2 separate regions of the Mus musculus genome follow, and region 2 is linked to region 1. A link is a loop called in an ENCODE intact Hi-C map of the cell type or tissue named here. Cell type or tissue: left cerebral cortex. All regions are shown on one strand.

What was found. A loop is a pair of places that touch in the nucleus more often than their neighbours do. Peaks named below come from ENCODE experiments on the same cell type or tissue, not always from the same donor. Only the 100,000 strongest peaks of a DNase experiment are listed, where the experiment ranks them.
Region 2: a loop joins it to region 1, with 4 times the contacts of the local background. A loop is called at or near these places in 11 of 42 quality-filtered maps.

The regions. Positions count from the first base shown.
Region 1 is chr5:9,165,280-9,173,279 of GRCm38, forward strand. It overlaps the pseudogene Gm24666. Among named protein-coding and RNA genes, the nearest start is that of Dmtf1, 7.5 kb to the left of the region's middle. In left cerebral cortex, a CTCF peak has its summit at 4,497 (motif pointing right); DNase peaks (open chromatin) are centred at 420 and 4,547.
Region 2 is chr5:9,260,997-9,268,996 of GRCm38, forward strand. Elapor2 (endosome-lysosome associated apoptosis and autophagy regulator family member 2) reads left to right here and starts at 5,122. Exons shown (of 22, transcript NM_172706.4): 1 at 5,122-5,460. The coding sequence starts at 5,275. It also overlaps the pseudogene Gm7332. In left cerebral cortex, a CTCF peak has its summit at 5,719; DNase peaks (open chromatin) are centred at 4,999, 5,808 and 6,550; H3K4me3 peaks cover 2,249 bases; H3K27ac peaks cover 1,833 bases.

The sequences.
Region 1 (8,000 bases):
GAAAGACCTTTTGTTGCCCAACACTTGGTAATACAACAATGCTCAATGTATTGAAGGCTACTAACCTTCGCTGTGTAGCTCTGGCTGAAAAGGGTTGGACTCTGCCATAGTCCCTGCTGGGCATATCACTAGACCACCGCAGAAAAGTCCAGGAACAAGACGCTTGCTCCTCAGCCGGGCGTGGAGGTGCACGCCTTTAATCCCAGCACTTGGAAGGCAGAGGTAGGCGGATTTCTGAGTTCGAGGCCAGCCTGGTCTACAGAGTGAGCTATAGGACAGCCAGAGCTATAAAGAGAAACCCTGTCTCGAAAAACCAAAAAAAGACACTTGCTCCTCAGAGAACAATTTTGGAGCTACTGGAAGATGTAACATGGAACAGCACTAAAGCTCAGTCAGAAGGCACATGGGCAACAGTGATCACCCCAGGATTCTCGCTTGGAATGCTTAAAGGACAGTCTGTTCTGCACGGGGGAGTGTGGAGCAGACTCAGTATGATCAGGCTAGTCTAGTTGTGCTTTATAACTTCCCATAGGAGACTGTTAATTTTCGCTGTGGGTGGAAAATTTCTGCATGTTTTCTTGTGACAACCCCTAGCCTCACAAAACTTCCCCAACAGCAGCCAGCTATGATTAGATACTTGAGCCTGTGCTTCAAAGTGTGGGGCTGACTACTTCCCAAGAACCAAATGCCCTCAGCCGTAAGCAACTATGCTCAGTGTGAAATTCCCTGCCTATCTTAGGAATAAATGCAATTTAAGAATAAGAATAATCAGAGTAGCTGGTGTATGGCATTATTTTTTTATGGCCCTTGAAATGGGATCCTTCAGATAGGGGTCTTATTTTTTATTTCAAATAAAGTAGAGAAAAAAATTTATTTCTGTCTGGAAAACAGAAAGGCGAGGAAAGATTATTGTTTAAGACAATTTTCTCTGTAGATCTCCAGACAGCTCATTGAGATAGCTCAGCTCTCAAAGACCAAAGCCCAGTCTTTTATTTACATATCAGTTTAGTTATTTACTTCTGCCTCCATTTTGACTAGCCCACAAATCAACATTCCTTGTCCCCAGCCCACTGATTGGAAAAAAAAATGCAGTGGTGGTGGAGGAACAGGGCCCCGGGTTGAGGGAAAAAAAAATGACAACAAGCGCATTTTTTTTTAAACATTGCAAATGAATTCAGAGAACTGCTTACCTTTGTAAGCACAGACAATAAACTTATCTGGGTGGCATCCCATCCAGAGATTACCATTCTGACCCTGCCTGGACCTAAATTCACTGAGCCCCTGACCGACCTTGAACTCAGGAATCCGCCCACCTTTGTATCTGCCGGCTCTTTTTAACTTTCTGAAGAGCTGGCACGTAGTGCAGCTGCCTCGGTTCTTTAAGGTCCATGAAGCCCTTCCTATGATTCATATTGCATCCTTATATTTTGCACAGTCGATAAATTATATATTTTTGAACTCATGTTTTCAGAGTTCATTCCCATAGCCTGAAGGACTGTCCTGAAGGTCACATGTTTACTTTTTTTTTTTTGGCTAAGGACATAGACCTACCCTCACCTCTCAGACTCGTGCTGTTTCTGATTATTATGGAGTCATTAACCTTGGTAGAGAGGACATTCCCCTTTAATCATGTCAGGGAAAATTTTTCCCAATAACTTTGGCTGGGAGACTATTTCCTGAAGGAGAAACATGAACTAATATATCTACATATTTTTATACAAACAAGCCTCGTGCCCAACAATCCTCAACACTCATGGAGACCCACACCCTCCTGGATCTGCTCCAGGGTCGAGAAAACATGTCACACTGTCTCTTCCATGCAGGACCGTGCAGGACTCAACATCACCTGATATTGGGAAGACAAATTCTAGTTTTTACCAACTGCCTTGGATTGGGAGTTTTGACTAAGGAAGCATAACAAAACATGATAAGTCATAATAATGATATTTAAAATGTAAATCTAGCATTACAGTAATACCTCTAGACTTTTAACCTGAATAATTATTATAAAGATTTTCTAGAATGTGATTTGAATTCCAGAATACCTGTCTGTAGTTACACCTACTTTTCTTCTTAGTCAGAGTGCAGTGAGATTATGCATAAGATTTTAAATATACTTGAATTTAAGTAGGGTTTAGGTGTCTTATAGAAAAAATAAAGATGAGAAATATTGCCGTCCCAAGCAGAAATTATGGCATAAAAACATTTACAGCTTACTAATGGCTTTTGCTCTGTGTGATTTCCTGTGTTCCCTGTGTTGGATAAGATTCATGAACGTCATTGTGGATTCAGTGCTGATGGCGTTTCCTCCCTTACTGTTTTCTCTTCTCTTCACCGCTGTCGCCACCCCCACTCCACTTGATTTTGAGACCTGCTCTTCCTCAGAGCTGAGACTGTTGTTGAAGTCAGGATCCTCTTGCCTCAGTCTCCTGAATGCTAGTGTTACAGGCACAGGTCCCCATATACGTTAACTTTCTCTTTTTAAAAGTTAAGTCATTAATATAAAAGTATCTGGACTACGAAGGTGTGGATTCTGTTTCATGTTCTTTACTATGTATTCAAACATGGAAGTAGATGGTATGTTACAGACAAAAGATATTTTTCAAAGTAAAAGGAAAATCCTCTGTAATTTTTCTTTCTGTACAGTGTATGAATCCTGTTACTATGCTGTTGGCATCCCAAAGCTTTGGGGGAACTGATGGGGACCCTAATGCTTGTGCAGCAATGAGCAGTTTGCTCTGTGCAGCCCCCACCTCACTCTGGCTCAGATTCTCCAGGAAGGCTTTCCTCTGGGCTGTAAATGAATTCCAGCCCAAAACCCTTTTTCTCCAAATCCTTTTTTGTGTCTCTGTCTCATTTCTATACTCTAATTCTTTAACCTGGGGGAAAAAAAAACCTCCCTTTGCCCTTTTCAGTTCCTTTTCTTTTGCAGTAGATGATGCTGAGAGTGATTGGGTTATTAAGAAAGAAAATTGTTGAAACATGTTCCAGTTGTTCAACAACTGGAAAATTTCAGTTGTCATGGGAATGGAGGTCTAAGGTTTCATACACTTCTATCCAGTGAGGAGTAAAGCAGGGATAGTATGAAATTATACTGTACACAGAGAACATCAGGCCTTGCTGAGAAAGGATTGAAGCAGAGCCTAGAAAAATGAGCACAAATATCACAAAAGGGGCTGGGAGATGGAAGATGTTTGTCCGTAATAGTGCAATAAAAACATATTTATAGAAAGTTACTTTCCTATATAGCACAAAATAACAATGGCACACCTCATGCAAGTGATAGATCAAGTCCTGTTCAGATATTACCTGACTTTAAAATTTATTTGCCTTTGGAAAGAACATAAGATCAACCATCTTGCTAAATTCTTTTAGTATGAATGTATGAAGCCCTATGACTTAATATGACTTAGTATAACCATGAAGCACTTAATTTAGTATTAATGTATGAGCGCTCTCTCTCTCTCTCTCTTTCACACACACACACACTGTATGTGTTCAATCCTGTACAGAATGTTTCTGGACCTTAGTTATCTATCTTAAGATTTTATGCCCATTAATAAGTAATTCCCATTTCCTCTTTCCCTCAATCCCTTGTGACTACAATATTGCTCTTTGATTTTATGAATCTTTGATTCTACAAGTTTGACTATTTTAGACACTTTATTTAAGTACAATAATGTATTTGTTTCTGTGGCTGACTAACTTCATTTTGCATCATATATGCAAAGTTTATCCATGTTGTTAGATGTTGCAGAACTTCCTTCTTTTTAAAGGCACTATATCACTTCTCAGCCTTTTGTCTAAGATCAAGTGTGGTATCTGTTCTTATCAGTTTAAAGAACAGTATTCGTAAGACTAGAGCTGAGCACATGCCCTGACAGAGCCAAGAAGATATATCACCCACCTCTATCATGTGAGAGCTTTAATTTGCCAGCATATGACACAATATTTCAACTTATTGGATAGTTAAAAAAATTGTCTTTAACTAAAGAATTAGAAAAAAACTAAACATTTTTTGCAGTAGTACCTGTCTGCAGAACACAGTCTTTATTTATTTATTTATTATTTATTATTTTTTTATTATTGGGTATGTATTTCATTTACATTTCCAATGCTATCCCAAAAGTCCCCCACACCCTCCCACACCCACTCCCCCACCCACCCACTCCCACCTCTTGGCCCTGGCGTTCCCCTGTACTGAGGCATATAAAGTCTGCACGACCAATGGGCCTCTCTTTCCAGTGATGGCCGACCAGGCCATCTTCTGATATATATGCAGCTAGAGACAGGCGGGGTACTGGTTAGTTCATATTGTTGCAGAACACAGTCTTTTTTGTTTTTTTTTTTTTGAGTATCACCATATTAAGAAAGAAAATAAATGCTGTCATTTACTATTTTTCAAAAGGAAGGTCAGTTTTAACAGTATGTCACATCTGCTGGTTAATTCTTGTTGATTAGATGTGACATTTTAAAGCATATCATTTAACCAGCAGGTGTCTCCATTGTTCAGTGAGATCTTTTTCAGAGTAGTAGCATTACCAGTAGATGGAATTATGGAGGCTTGAATTGCTAGTGATATGTATAGAACAGAAAAGAACTCAGGCCCAAACTCAATAATAAAACCCTAAGAGTAGGTCTTGTGCTCTGAATCCAAATAAGGCAAAGATGTGTTGCAGATTGCTGCTCATTTCTTTCAGTCCGTTTCATGTGCAGCAGAAGAGAAGGAAGTGGGTGCCTTCACCGCTTTTAGGAGCTCACACGTTTATGATATGTGTACTCACTCATTCTATTTAGCAGATATTCCTGAGAACCTCCTTAGTGCTGAGCATTATTTTAGACACAGAGACTATGGTTACACTCAAGATAGATGAAAATTCTGCCTTCATAGCATCTACATTCTAGGGGACAGCTCACATTGTGACATGTTGCTGGTAGTTTTTGGCTGTCTGCTTTGTGTTACCACTTGGTTGCATGTGCACACACGCCCAGGAACTATCTTGGATCTGCAGATGAAAGACACACACACACACACACACACACACACACACACACACACACACACGATCATTGTAACCTGCCTTATTGGCTCTGTGTCTGGGCTCTCTATCTTTCCCTTACCTTTACTCCTAGCACAACACCTATAATCCTCCCTCAAATTAGCTGCCCAGTTATCTTTCCTCCTAGCTCAACACCTCTAAATCTGCTCTCAGTTTGGTTGTCCAGTTACCTTTACTCTTAGCTCAACACCTTAAAATCTGCCCTTCGCTTGGTCGCCTATTTACCTTCTCTTAAGCCCATGGGCCACTTTCCTTTTACACCTACATTTTGGAAGATCTTCCCTGCAGCTCCGAGTCTGTTCTGTCCCTCTCCCCACTAAGTATCTCAATTCTCCTCTTCTCTCATAGCCTGCAGGAACCTGGATATCTGTCCTCTTTCTTTCTGCCCAGTCATTAGCCACTGGCATCTTTATTGATTGATCAAGAACCAATTGGAGACAAGGAACTTCAGCATCAGTACTCGCAGATTCTTGATTAAATCAGAGTATCAGAACCACTCCTCTACAGTGACATACCTAGATCATACCATGCAATATCTTGTGTTTAAGATGCCAGTTTACTACATCACAGCAACTGTCTATAAACGTTTTCCTAATTAACTTGATGAGAAACGATGACAGTATATGAATCAAATTACTTGCTGCCTTTACATGAAGCCAAACTGCAAATATTAGAAAAGATGGTCAACGTCCATTGCTCTTGTTTAGTTAGGGTATTGTGAGTTGTTGCCTGTCTTCTGAGGTATTAGAGATCATTTGTTTTTACACAAAACATCAATCATGGGACAATAGAACTGTTGTGTTTGATGATGATGACGGTGATGCTGCTGCTGACGTGTGTGTGTGTGTGTGTGTGTGTGTGTGTGTGTGTGTGTGTGCATGTGAGTGTTCTTGTGTGTGTATCATATGTCCAGGGGTGCAAGTGGGTGCATGTGAAGACTGGAGGTCAAGTGTGTTTCTCCATCACTCTCTGTTTTGTTTTTAGCCTGGCTCCCTCACTCACCTGGAGCTCACTAATTTGATTAGACTGACTTGTCAGTGAGCCCAAAGTTCCTCCTCTTTCTGCTTCCTTCACACGCATAGGTACCTATTAGAGGTGCCCTCCCTTAACTCCCTGATATTTTGTTTTGATTTTACATGATAGTGACAGTAAAATTTATAACTTTATACTGTGGCCAGCACTTTACCAACTAAGCCATCTCTGCAAATCTCAACCTGGGTTTTAATACTTCTCTAGTAATTTATGAATGTCTATATTGTATTAAATATAACCATAGTAAATTAAACTTCAAAGCATAATGCTTTTTTACACTGCATATTAAGTAGGTAGTGAAGACAAATAATATACAGTTACCTAATTGAATGATATTGCACTAACAGGATTAGAAATGTGGCATTTCAATGGGCCATCAGTTGAAACTTGAAGAATACACACACTCACACACACACACACACACACACACACAATCATATTTTATAGTTATAGTCATTGTCTCAGTACTACAGCTGTTTGATAAGCCTGGGTAAGGAAATAAGTGACTTCAACAGTAAGGAAAATCGCTAACTTTCCCCTGTATCTATTTATATTTCAAATGAAGGTTTGTAGAACTTTGTTCTTTGTATTGGTTCAACCTGGTGTAGAAAGATAAAAGGCTATCATAGGCACTACCTGAAATAAGGTGGATTTCCTTTCTCTATTCCACTGCACTAGATAGGCTGTGTTTTTGGCTGTTGTTGGCTTGTTTTTACATAGCCTCTTTCGCATGATGCTTTACTCTTTTCTTTAACATTGCCAAAGAATTGTATGAGGTGGTGTCATTCTCTATTAATGACATTATTGATCTTGATTAAACTTTCTTGACTCTCTTCTGAGAGGAAACTCATTCCATCTTAGCATTGCATTGCTAATCAACTGAAGGAAACATATCTAATAATACAACAATGCCCTATACATCATAGCACGTTGTTTGAAGTGGTAACCGTAAGTAAAGTACTCTCTAGTGGCTGACTGATGCAGAGGATATAAGTGAGACTATGTGTCCCTACCTGTCTTTTTTACCATAACAACATTTTGATAAAATTAAGAGTTAGAGAATTTCAGTATTCCTTACCCTTGCACACTGTTGATAGGAATATAAATTAGATTAAGTGTTATAGAGAACAGAATAGATGAAGCAGTCCTACTACAGGGATACAAAGGGAAGGGAAGGTAATCAGCCTGTCAAAGTGACATTGACCCTCATAGTTACTGTACTGCTGCACATGATAGCCAAAAAACAGAAACTAGCCAAGTTTTCATGAACAGTAAGTGAAGAGAGATAATGTGGGAAAAATACTACTCAACATAAAAATTAAAATGTCACTTGCGACAACATAGATGGAACTGGAAAACATTATGTTAGGTGAAATAAAAAGACGCAGAAAGACAAGAACCATATGCTCTTAGTCATATGTGAAACGAAATAGTTGCATGAAATATATATGTATGTATATATATATATATGTATGTATATATGTGTGTGTGCATATATATATATGTATATATGTGTGTGTGTGTGTGTGTGTGTGTGTGTGTGTGTGTGTGGAATTTACTGTGGTATGTGGATAATGTAATAGTCATATCATAAATGGCATATCTGTCACCTCAGATAGGCAGTATTTTTTTGCACTAAAATTATACTCAATCTTGGAATTTCTGTCTTCAACATTGTATCACGGAAGTAGAGTTTGAAAGGGATATGTACCTGGGAATTACTAGTGTTTTTAGAAGATAAACAATATGTAGAATATCCTAGACTGTAAAGATGCCTCTAAATTTTTAAAAGACAATTACTTGAGTTCCTTCCAGGGGTGCAGAGATTAGATCAGAGTGGTATTAGGTATAACTCAGTGATATTGAATCCAGTCCCCTCTACAGGAGTTTGGAGAAAGTTATGTTTGA
Region 2 (8,000 bases), 96 kb after region 1:
AGGCCAGAGATGAAGGCCTCAGTGGGTTTGTAACAGTCAACTAACAGCTCCTTGACCCTAGCAGCCCGGGTATCATCACTCTCCATGTCTAAAAGTTCATCCACATCTATCTCGAGCTCCGGGATCTCCTCCTCCTGGCAGTCGTAGAGTCGCGTGAGCTGTTCTAAAATCCACTCCTCCAGGTTGAGGCGCTTCCGTAGCTCCTTGCGGTCGTACTTGACGGTGACCTTCCCTTGCCGTCTCACCGGGCCATCGTCATCAGCGCCCCCCGGGCCTTCGCCTGCGGCCCCAGGGGGACTCTGGAAGTAGACTCGGGGCCCTGTGCTGCCACTGCCCGGCCCGGGGGCCGGGGCAGCTAACGCCGCGCCCCCCGCGGGGCCGCTGTCCGCCATGGTGGCCCCTCTTTCATGATTCTTAATGTGGAATTTTAAACCTAACTAAGATGGATTCCACACAGTAATTTCAATTATTAGGTATTTCAAAAGCATGGAAATGTACAGAGAATAACAAAGCTAACTCTCTAAGCAGTGAAACAAATCTGCCAGTGTCTGAAATCCTGCGCTGTTTCCTGCTGAGAAAACTATGGTTTTCTTTCTTTATCTATAAAATAGGGTAGGGTGACTTATATCACAGGATATTCAGGACTAAACAAAGTACTTGATCTTAGAATACTCCTAAGTATTTATTTACTAAATGTCCAGTAAATGCTAGTTATTATCATAACTGCCACCCAATACAACAAAACATTACCTTTATATTTGCTTCATACATTTTCTTTCTCCTCTATCCCTCTTTGAGCCATCTTTCATTTGAAAAATAAAATACTGGGGCTGGAGAGATGACTCAGCAATGCTCCTGCAGAGGACCTGAGTTGGGTTGATGGGTGGCCCAGAGCCAGCTTTAACTTTATCTACACAGGATTCAAAACCCACTTCTGGCTTCTGTGGGCATCTGCACACACACACAGCATGCACATATAGAGCACATAATACACATAAATAAAATAGACCTTAGAAACTAAACAAAAACTAAGAATAATATGGGAAGAGTCGAGTGCTTGGGGGAAAGCTCAGTAGGTAAAGTGCTTTCTGTGCATGCAAAAGAACCTGAATTTAGATTCACAAAATCCAGATAGAAGCTGGGCATGTTGGGATGTGTCTGGGAACTGGAAGAAGATGGAGAAGGGACAGGAAGATCCAAGGCATTTCTTGTAGAGCTGGCCAAGATGAATCCTGAGCTCTAGGTTTAGTGATAGACCTTGTCTCAAAAAACATGGTGGAGAGTGACAGAGGAACATACCCAGAGTTGACCATTAATCTTTATGTAGGCACACTCACACACACACACACACACACACACACACACACACATACACACACACACACTTGTGAGTGTGCGCATGCACGCACCCCCTGCACAAAATTAGGAGTTCAGGTGAAGCCCTCTTTATATGCCCTCCTAATTTTTCACTCCTTTTAATTAAATGAAATCTGCCCGTGTTTTAATACATAAAATATATTGATAAATAAATTTAATACATAAAATATCCTGCACATAACAATTGCTTTGCATGATTGTCTTCCTCACTGAGTGGAAAAAGTTCCCAAGTGTTTCCTGTGTCAGGTACCTTTCTTTGTAGTTGGGTAAAATGCCATAAACATGTCAAATGAGATTATGTTGAAGGTGCCTCCACCTGCAGCTGACTTCAACCCAAGTTAGTGTAACAGGGAACTGTGATCTAACTGAAGAGCATATTCTTTTAACAGCTATCTGAGATTGGCTGCCTTTCCAGCCAATCACAGGTTGTAAGCTAAATTTGGCAAATGCTGTGACCAATTACACTCGCTTTCTCTCTCTCTCTCTCTCTCTCTCTCTCTCTCTCTCTCTCTCTCTCTCTCTCCTCTCTCTCTCTCCCCTCTCTCCTCTCTCTCCTCTCTCTCCTCTCTCTCCTCTCTCTCTACACTCGCTTTCTCTCTCTCTCTCTCCTCTTTCTCTCTCTCCTCTCTCTCTCTCCTCTCTCTCCTCTCTCTTCTCTCTTCTCTCTCTCTCCTCTCTCTCTCTCTCTCTCTCTCTCTCTCTCTCTCTCTCTCTCTCTCTCTTTGAGTTTTACAGCTACACAGCATTAGTACAACTATATGCAACAGAAACCAATCAGAATATTGGCATATTATGGAAAATGGGTCATTTTGACATGATATTTATACCAATGAATTCATAGCTTATGTGTTTTTGATAAGTTATCCCTGTAAAAGGGCTGAGGATACAGTGTTTGCAATTAGGTTATTCCTCTATGTCATAGTCTCCAAATGAAGTCTCTCTGATGCTGTGAGGTGGAGCTCTCTGGTTTATGGTGCTATTTGGTTCATGAATATTTACATCCCTCAAATTCCACTAAACTTAATTTGTATAAAGAGTTTCTTTTACATATAACATTATTTGTTTCATTTTCCCTTAGTTTTAGATATTTAAGTTTCATTTACCTTTTTTTTTTTTGTTTTACAAATAACATTGATGAAGTGTTGGTCTTGACATTTTTATGTGCGCATTTGATCCCTCTCCCATGGCTGAATTGTTTGACAAAAAAAGAACACAGAGAATGCAAATGATACATAATGGCTATAATAAGACTACAATAATTATGGAGAATGTGAAAACAAATACTGTAAAAAAAAAAGAAGAAGAAAGGAAAGCAAACAGCTGTCTTGCTATTAGTTTATTAGAAAACCTCTGCCAACAGCTTTGGTTTTGTTTTAACCAGGCTTCTTCAATAAACCCACCCCAACTGCACACCCTACTCTCTCCTGCCACACCTGGAGACCAGCTACTTAAGGTGAGTCTCCAGGTTTTAAACATTGATAAAGTATCATTGCACTTCCTTAAGTCTCTTAGTATTCTCTGAAAATACAACTTTAATATCAGTATAGTTTTACCACAGGAAGGAGCATAACTTACTTAACTATCCCCCTTTTGGGGGCACTTAGGCTATTTAATTTTTAATTAAACAACAGTGAATGTAAAATCTTGCTCTCCTTAATCACTAGTTCTTAGATGGCTAGAATTAAAAATGACCAGAAAGACAGAAAGAACATGAAGTTGGGTGGGTAGTGAGGTGGGGAGGATCTGGAAGGAGTTAGGGAAGGGAAAAATATCAATATATAGTGTATGAAAAAATTAAATAAAAATTTAAAAAGCTAAAGGCGTACTCATACTTTGATAACTCTAATTAAGTTTATTCTTTGGCAATTTCAAATATGTTTATAATGTGCTGTGGTGCCTCCCACTTTTCCCTCCCTTATCTTCCTCCCATTCCTGTTTTCCCGGACAGGTCCCTTTCTACACTCAATGCTTGCTTTTTTGTTCTGTCTTGTCACCACCTGAGCATAACCAGGGACATCTGTGTGAATGTGGGTTGGTAGCTCACACATTCACCTGGTGGGCTCACTTCTGGGGACACAAGTGAACGCAATAACTGTCCCTCCTCCAGAATTCATCAGTAGTCAATAGTTCATGAAGGAGAGCTACAGTCCCCTGGGACCCATGATTTCCTGTTAACAGCCCAGTGCACTGGGCGTGGCTGATGTGAATTCAGGACTGTGAAGGCTATGTGGTACTTAGAGATAGCCTGAGGCAGCCCTCCTCTTTATCTTCCTTCTGGCTCTTATATTTGTTTGGTCTCCTCTTCCATCATGTTCCCTGACTGAGTAAAAATATTTTAGTATGCTGTCAAATTGTTTTCAAGAATATCCGTGTTCCGGAGTGCATAATCCACACGCACATTTTCTAGAATTGTTCTCATTCCGAGGTTCATATAGAAACACTTTTATAATATTTCATTCCGCTTACATAAAATTTATGTTTCAAACATTCGCTACTTGAATTCATACTTACTAACATTTTTGTGCTTAGAGGATTTAAATTTTTTGGTCATTTAATATTGCAATCTGGTTTACTTGCAAGAAGAAAAATCTATGTAGAACGTATGCCTGTAGCTGTGGTGCTGTTGATGTAGTTCTGTGACTGTTGTGTGTTACTGAAGTTCACCTCTGATGTACCCTGCACAAAAGAAAAGCAATGTATACTTAGTAACTCTAAGCTGTTTAATCCTTTAAGAGGAAATTATTAATTGAGAGTTACAAAGAATGCTATTTAGGCAAATCTGTACTTTAATCTACTTATGTTGAATAAAATGGGCTTTGTTTTAATAAAGAAAGTGTTTTTAATTCATAGACATATGGTTAATTGTTGACAAAGATAATATAAATTTGGCTCACATAAATTCTTGGTGGATTAAAGAATAAAAAAACAAACAAAGGAAATAAAAACCGAAGCGATAACAGAGCCACCTACCTGTTTGGCTACTCCTAAACTGTAAGTGGAAGAAAACCGAAAGGAAATGTATATATATTTGAGTGAACGTAGCTGCTGCAGACATATTCAGGTCCATTTATATTTAGTGTGTCAGTTGGGTCAGAGGATCCTTGAGCTCCTCCCATTGACATATCACCCTTCACTGCCTAGTGTGTGCGTGTGGGTCACATAAAATAGACCACCACTGCAGCTTTTGTACAGGATAAATGCTTTCCCAGAAGCAAAAAGGTTTGTTCGCCAAAAGCTACACATCTGTATGAAATAATACCTAAATCAGCAGGAAGTAGGTTTGGTACCACCACTTTTTTCCCATCTACTGTGAGGCAGGCACCCTTCCAAGAGCTTTGTGCACATCAACTTAATTAACCCGCATGGCGACCTCACGTGGTGGCTACTGTTATCATTTTCATTAAATAGATGAGATAACCGAGCTCAATACTACAAACCTCAGGCCTCTTTCCTCTCTGCCATTTCAGCAAACCCTAATCTTGTAGAAATTCATTCTGAGGCGTGGATCCTTATAAGAGATATCCCTAGGGTGTCGACAGGGGTCTAGAGAGGAGCGACACTCCGGAGTCTCTGGTCTCTCTGAATCCCTCAATCTTGTCACAAGGCTCCTGCGCGGTTGGCAGCGCCACCGCTCCACGCGTGCTGGGCTGGGCCTCAGCCGCAGCCCGCGCCACCTGCTCCCGGCTCCCGCGTCCCCGCCCCACGTCCCGCCCCCGCGCCGCGCCCGCGTCCCACGGTCCCTCCCTCTGGCGTGACGGGAGCTCGGGCGCCGGCTGCCCGCGCTGCGAGCGGCCGAGCTGTAAGCGTGCAGATCAGCCCAGTTGAGCTGAGCCCAGAGGAGGCAAGAGCACGGTCCTCGCTTCCCAGACTCCTCGCCGGAGTCCATTCAGTGCCGGGATGCTGCTGCTCACCCTGCGGCGGGCGAAAGGCAGGGATCGGGGGCGACCGGCCGGGGGTCCCCGCCGCGCGCTCTCGCTGCCCTGGAGCCCCGCCTGGATTTGCTGCTGGGCGCTCGCAGGCTGCCAGGCAGTTTGGGCTGGAGACTCGTCCTCCTCTGGCCGCCCGCTTCCTGCGTGCCAAGAGGTGAGCAGCACCGGGTCCCCACTTGGAGTTTGAGGCGGGGTGTGGGGTGGGGCGATCTCGGGGACCTGGGCTCAGAGTGACCATCACCTTTTTCGGGTTTGGAGGACAGGGGCGTTCGTTTTGCCCAGGGATGAAGTTGCTCGCCCCTGCTAGCTGGCTAGGAGCGGGTGTAGAGGCTTTCTGTCTTTCTGGTGGTGTATTTCTCTCCGTGCTGGTGTTTGGGGGTTTCTGAAGGACTTTGCTGCGCCCCCTTTGGAGAGCCAGGTCTCAGGACCTGGGTTTGAGAAAGAAATTTCAGGAAGGGGAGGAGACTGGGGAAGCCCTGCCCCATAGGATTTAGAAAACTAAGGCTTTATAGCTTTTGAGAGACCTAGATACTCACCCTCCCTCTCCTGATTTCTCTGCTCCCCAGTCTCCACAAATGCTTTCATCCAATTCTCAAGCTCTCAGCTTTCAAATACAGAACAGTGTGGTCTCTTGACATTCTGGCAAGACATGGATGTGAAGAAGGCAGAGAAGAAAGTACTTAGGAAAGAGGCGGGTTGGTGATGTAGAAAATTAGAATGGGCAAAGCAAATATGTTCCTTTGGGGAGGTTCTTCACCTGGTTGAAGTCCTGTAGCTGAGTACTTTACAGTTTAAGATCACTGCTGCTTTATAGCCAAGAAGGGTACATTCTGGGTGATTAGATCTTTCTCCTGCTTTTGGGAAAAACGAGACTTACTGTGCCAACAATTTCTAGAGGGTGTCACTGGAAGTTGCTTTGTGTGTTTACCTTTGCCTTTCATGCTCCAGAAAGTGCCTTCTTTTAATGAAAATCAATGAGGGGAAGGAAGTAACATTTCTGACCTACTTTGAGTGATTCTGTTGGAGAAGAGGTGAGGCACACACGCTGTTTTAAGGAAGATTGCTAGGAATCAGGGTGACAGGTTCTTTATAGGTATCCAGCAAAAATAGGTTAGCCATTAGCTTCTTTTGAGAAGAACGGCAAGATTCTGTTTCTGTGCTTGCTGGAACCACTTCGGAATGAGAGTATCCTCCTTTTAGACACCATCCATCATCCCTGGGTTTTCATCTTCTTCTCTTACAATACATGCCCCAGGGCAGCCCACAATGATGGAAAGTCAGATGGCAAGCTTGGGTGTGAATATGCAGCTGTACTGTAGCTAGTGAATCGGGGCAAAGTCTTGGCAAACAAACAGCTGTGCATAATTTCAGCTTGTGCTAGTATTGGTTCGATATGTATCCTGCCACTTGTCACCTGGGAATAAACCAGTGTATGGGGTTCTATAGAATTCAACTTTTTGGACATCCACAACTGTTGTGGCAAGATAAGCTTTATTGTCCAGTTGCCCAGACACAGTTTATAGCACACGTTTCTTTAACGAAGTGAAGTTCCAAGTTCCTTGCAACACTAATTCTTAGTAGTGAAGAATTGAAGACTATTTTTGAAGTAGAAAGGTCAAGGCCACTAGAAGAGATGCATATATATATATATATATACATATACGTATATATATGTATATATATTTATACATACATATATATATACATATATACATATATATATATATATATATATATATATATATTCATTCTCTTAACCCAAGCTGGGTTCAAACTCCTTATGTAGCTGGTGATGGGTAATGAGTTTCTTATCCTCCTGCCTCCATACCCCAGTTGCTAGGATTACAGATAGAGGTCACCACATCCAGTTTATATAGTGGTGTGGATGAAACCTAGGGCCCCTTTTATTCTAAGCAAGCACTCTACCAACTGAGCTACATCCCTATTTCTAGACTATAATCATACAGAACTGAGGCATGGGGGTGACAGAATGTACAAGAAGGCGATGCTCATCCCAATTCCAGCCTTTCATCGACTTGGTTTTAGAAATTGTATGTGATCCACGCTTTTAGATCTTAATTTTGATTTTTTTCCCTTTAAAAATGAAAGAAGATAAAATCTATAGGAGGATGCTCCTGAGTCAGCCTCTGGCTAGTTTGTTTCTAGAACCAGTAATACACAGATCTACGTATGTTCTCCCTGCAGACTGTAGGCACTGTGGGTTAGAGACTCCACTGGAAAGAGAAGAGGCCTCCCACGGGCATAAGCATAAGCTGATTGTCCATACCCAGGCTAGTCAGCTGAGCTAATTTGTATTCTTGATCATTGTTTCAATCTACCATTATTTTGAAGAGGAAAATGAGGGGGTAAATGATTCTCAGGCTTTGCGGGTAAGGACTTCCTGTTCTGGGCATGTGAGGATATAGGGGATCCATCTTGAGCTTAGCAAGTTCCTCTGAGAGATAGCTATTGGACTATGATAATAAGGAGAATAAAGCAGCCATTTCTTGTCTATTATGATGGTTTAACCACTTGTTTTCATGTCCATATTACAGAGGGACTGGTACTTGCCTCCTTAGTGCTTGGAGTCACGATGGTCTACTCAGTCCTGGGTTTTCTTAACATTAAAGGGAGTCATTGCTGAACACAAGGACAGCAGCCCTGTGAGGTTCAGAGAGATCAAGAACAGCTAAG